2 separate regions of the Mus musculus genome follow, and region 1 is linked to region 2. A link is a loop called in an ENCODE intact Hi-C map of the cell type or tissue named here. Cell type or tissue: left cerebral cortex. All regions are shown on one strand.

Region 1 (2,500 bases), 1.1 Mb after region 2:
ACCACCACCCCATTTCCTACCCAGAAGATGTTCTAAAAAATATCTTTCCCTTTCAAATAATGTTCTTCACATAGGCTATCTAAACAACTACTAACGCCTCCTTATTAGTAGGGCAGTTCAGTGCCCGGATCTCAGCTAAAATCTCAACATTCGAAGACCTCGGAGAGACCACTGTATCTTTGAAATTCCCTGCATAAAGAGCTAGGAGGCCCTGTGGTCAGTGAGCAAAAAAGCTCCCAGTGGATCTGCGGGGCCAGCTCTACGCCCAAGGAACCCCATCATTCCATGTTCCTACCCACGATGCTTGGATCTAATAAACTATTCTTAAGTATTGATCTCAGCAATGAGTATAGGCTTGATCTTGACACCAGCATCAATTCCTTTGTGATGGATCTGAGCTCCTAGAATAGGATGAGGTTAATATCCTAGAGCATCAGCTGATCCAACACTACCAAAGGGACCTGTGAATTCTGTCACTTCTAAAAACAGACCTCATCTTAAAGGTGTATTTCCCTCCACAGCAAGACTTGACTATTACCTAGCAAGCAATTTCAAAGTCGCTCCCATTCTTCACACTCAAGTCAATCTTTTCAAAGTTACTCTGGCCTGCTTCACTGTCCTCGGCCTCTTGCTCATTTTAGAAACACTGTTTGATCCATGCCTTCGACACCCAACACACCAGCTGCTTATGTACAGGGAGAAGTTAGAACTGCCCCTTAATTCTACTTGCGGAAAACATAAACACGTGGCTTTGGAACAAGACAGATACCCTAGACCCCGTCAACATAGCTGGCTCAGTTAAATTCTCAAAGTAACCCACACAGAGCATCTCTTAAATGTCTGGGCACCCCTTTTGAGGGTCTCCATATCGATATTATTTGCTGCTATAGTTTTACAGATTTTGTTCTCAGTGAATTTTTTTTTCCCAAATTAAACGTCCAGTTACACGTGCCAATGATATCAGCACTCACTAGCTTGTAAGATGTGGACTTTGTAAAGTTAGTTTAGAGATGACAAAATGGGGTGAAGAGACACCCATTAGTGGAGCAGAAGAACAGACATAAGCTCAGCAGATCCTAGCCCTTCAGGAATTTGTAAGCTTAACAATGAGCCTCTGGTGCATGAGGAATGAAGAAGACAAAAGAATCACTTCTGCTTTGATGATAATGCCACCCAGTGGTTCTGCTGGAATTTCATATAAACTAACGGCAGGGCTCAAAGGTTCCCCCGGTGACTCCTCACTCCTTCATCCATAGATTTGCTAGGAGAGCTTCTGGGACATAGAGTGCAGCTACACGGAGACACAGCAGTCATTCAGGACAGATTCAGGCAGTTTCTGGATGCATCAATATCCAGACACCCTCTGATGCTCACGCTTGCTCTTCCATGATGAGTCACCAGATTGTAATTCGCCCCAAGCAACAGAAATATAGCTGTGGACCCAGGGAATCCATGAGCATCTCAGTACACATGATTTTCACTGGGGCAGGCAACCCCTGCTTAGCATATCCCAAAATTCTAGCCTCCTGGAAGGAAAGCAGATGTCGCGAATACAATGGCGTCATTTGTATCATCCGTTTAAGGGGATCGTGGCTGCTCAGCACAGAGCTCATGTTCTTAGCATAGCAGATGATTTATAGCCATGTTGCCAGCATGTAGCCACCCCCATGAGCTGGCATGTCTAAGCAGCATGGTCCCTGGCTGTGTTAACTCTGCTCTGCATCAGGAGCAGACCAGAGACATGGCTACATTCACGGCTGCATAAATGACCCCAATATACACACATAAACATATGGTCAGGAACAGTGCCTCCAGAGTCAGTATGATATAGGCTGTATCATGAAACCGATTTGTTGTTGCTGTTGTTGTTCTTCAAGATAACCAGAATGCATTTTTTTTTTTAAATAAAACACTCTTGAGAACAAGATAGTGGCAGTAAGTAATAACACAAGAAAATACTTGCATTCGCCAAAAGATAGAATCAGGAATGTAATCTACTTTGGTCAGCAGTAGCTAATCACAGGAAAATGATTTTTTTTTCTTGTCAGGTATTAATTTAAGCCTGTGTTCTTCCTTTGTTTGCCTCTCAAGATCCTAAACTTGGCTCACTCCTTAAGAGATAATCAACGGGAGATATCAGGATCCCACGGAGGCATATTTAACCTCTCAGGGACACCTGAGACTTAAGCTGGCCTAGGAAAAAGTCAATGAGGATGAAAAGGTCTAGCCAACTGTGGGGGCCAAGTGTTAAGTCATTCCACCCATGTGCCTTCCACGACTTACAGAACAGCTTTGAAATGGAACCCTTATCTGGACTTGGGAACTTGTCAAGGAAAAGCTGATCTCAGTCAAGCAAGAGACGCACAGAAGCACAGCTCTGAGTTCTTAGGGCAATCTGTGACAGAGAGATAAATGCTGGTACAATTGAAAAGGAGAGGGGAAAAAAAAGCAGCCAGAGCGATGTGTCAGATCATTGATGAAGCAAAATCGGTGCTACTCC
Region 2 (2,500 bases):
GTGTCTGATCACCACTTTTCTACACTGCATCTTCTTACCAACTTACATAGCCTTCCACACCTGGTCAGAGCCACAGCATTCGTGACTTCTGGCCTCTTACTTGTCTCACTTAAGGTGACGTCTTCCACCTTGCACCCATGCTGCTGCAAAGGAAAGATTCCATTTGTTTTATGGCTCAGTAGTTTTGCATTGCAGTAGATGGAAGATCTTTTCCTTAAGTATTCACTAATTGATGAACATTTACATTGTTTCCATCTCATTGCTTTTGTGAATTCTGCTACAATAAATGCAGAGACGGAGCTATTTCTCTGGCATCCTGATTCCCTTCTCTATATAAATGCTCGGTGATGGGGACTTTTTTTTTTTTTATCAGCTAGCAGTTATGTTTTTAGCTGATTACCTTAAAGCTTTCCTAGTGTACATTCCCATCAGCAGTGTGAAGCAGTTGTTCACTCTTCAAAATGTTATGGACATTATTGTTGTTTGTTCTTTTTAATAACAGCCATTTGGATTAGGGTGAGATTGTATTTTATGGTGGTTTGATATGCATTCCTCTAAGTATTACAAGTAATAAGCACCTGTGATATCACACTTGGCATACCATTTGTTTATTTCTGATTTGTTTCCTAGATTTTCTTCATTTTATTACAAAATGTTCTGTCCATATTAATGTCTAGAGTATTTTACTCTGGAAACATGGTTAAAATACATACAATAATTAAAAACTCAAAAAATTAAAACTGCTGATTCTTCAGGTCACACACGTGTGCACATATGTGTTTGCTATATTTTTACATTCCCAGTGTATTCAAATATGTAGCTTATTTTGGTGCAATGATTTTAAAATATGGGAATTTATTAACGTGATAAAATTAAGATCTCAGAAAAGAATTTCTAAGTCCTTGTTGACTAAGAGATCCTCTGTTTGGTCCATTGTTTAGTTAAATATTTCAGAACAAATGTATCATAACTGAATAAAATTAATGGTTTCTGTGTTAAGGACCTTGCCATTTTCACATTGACTTGTCTACAGAGGGCAGCAAAGAGCTTCAGTTCAAAGACCAGCAGGTTGATTTAGCAGTTCTTAACTGCTGTTTCTACAACACTTTAAACACTGTGAGAAGTGTCAGTGTCAAGGTTCAGTTTGCTAACCTTGCATGGTCTTGTTTGCCACAGGAGGATCAGAGCAAGGGCCAGAGTCAGCTGCTTGCCTCAGATCACTAATGGTGAAATTCTTAAAGAGCTTGCAACAGAAAAAAAAAAAAAAAAAAAAAAAAAGGTGTTTCTGTTTAGAATAGATTCTCACAAAAATATTTCAAGTTTAATTATATTCAAATTCTCATGGATATGGACTACAGTATATTATACAATTGTATAAATTAATGGCCTTTAATAATGATAACCAATAACGTAGTTACAGAGCCTATAATGCTTTAAGGTAATGATTTGGGTGTTTCCCATTATTATAACTATCTCTAATTCTACATTTTTATTCATTACTTATGACATTAAAAAATTAATTAGACCACCAGCTCACCTGTATCTAGATTACCGATTCAGTGTTTCACGTTAGGTTTGTTCTCTGTGTTTACCTGGCATGAGATTTATTTCCAATGGTCTCCAAGGTCAAGATTTGTAGAAAAGAAGGTATGAGCCAATGCCACATCAGAAGGAAAGCTCTAATTGCTGTGCAGACCCAACCCCAAAAGGTGGCCTTTCAGGGTGCTCTCCTACATCAGCCTGCAAAGAGAAAGACTTTATTTTTTCCCATCTGAGTCTATCACTTGGTATGGGCTGTTTCAAGACCAGGTGAGACCCTGGGCAAGATTACAGTCTTTGCTAACACCCCAGTTCTTTAAAGGGATGTTGGACTGCAACTCCTTTGTGTCCATTACATTCATTTGTGATATAAAGTAGTCAGCACTCCTTATGCTGAAGCTGAAGGGATGATAACATTTGCAGTTATGTTGCAAGATTTGTTATCTTCTACAGGATTAACTTATTAATTCGTGTTTAATAGGAAGCTATTGTCTTAGCAGATTTGATAGCTCCTGCAAATTCTGGTTCTCAGTAGGTGAGGCAGGAGATGAATGAAAACACTAGAGATGAATTCTACCTCCTAGGTTTACATAAAGAAAAAACAGCCAAACACAAAAGAGACTTGAGTGGGGGATTGCTTAATTGTACTTAAATGAACAGTTTACAACACCTCCAGGCTTTCATTTTTCAGAGACCCAATTTAGATAAGGAAAACAAAGGAATGTGTGAATTTGAAGCCATCCTAATCTCCTCCTTTAGGAGAACCACAGTATGGCAGGATCAGAAGGGCAGCAGGGAGTTGAGATGGTTTCAAAGTAAATGGAGCTGTTGTGTTAGAGAAAGATTATTCACTTATTGAAAGGATGTGGACAAATGGAGAAATATAAAGACGAAAACTTAAATTAACCACACTCTCTGCCATGTCTAAGAAAAATCACTGTTTTCTGACTTTCTTCCAATC

What was found. A loop is a pair of places that touch in the nucleus more often than their neighbours do. Peaks named below come from ENCODE experiments on the same cell type or tissue, not always from the same donor. Only the 100,000 strongest peaks of a DNase experiment are listed, where the experiment ranks them.
Region 1: it touches region 2 in a loop (2.3-fold over the local background); 2 of 42 quality-filtered maps call a loop at or near these places.

The regions. Positions count from the first base shown.
Region 1 is chr5:20,652,339-20,654,838 of GRCm38, forward strand. All of the region lies in intron 21 of Magi2 (membrane associated guanylate kinase, WW and PDZ domain containing 2), which reads left to right. Among named protein-coding and RNA genes, the nearest start is that of Gm52763, 28 kb to the right of the region's middle. In left cerebral cortex, a CTCF peak has its summit at 1,184 (motif pointing left); a DNase peak (open chromatin) is centred at 1,449; H3K27ac peaks cover 1,953 bases.
Region 2 is chr5:19,521,274-19,523,773 of GRCm38, forward strand. All of the region lies in intron 1 of Magi2 (membrane associated guanylate kinase, WW and PDZ domain containing 2), which reads left to right. Among named protein-coding and RNA genes, the nearest start is that of Gm25335, 7.0 kb to the left of the region's middle. In left cerebral cortex, a CTCF peak has its summit at 1,030; a DNase peak (open chromatin) is centred at 1,061.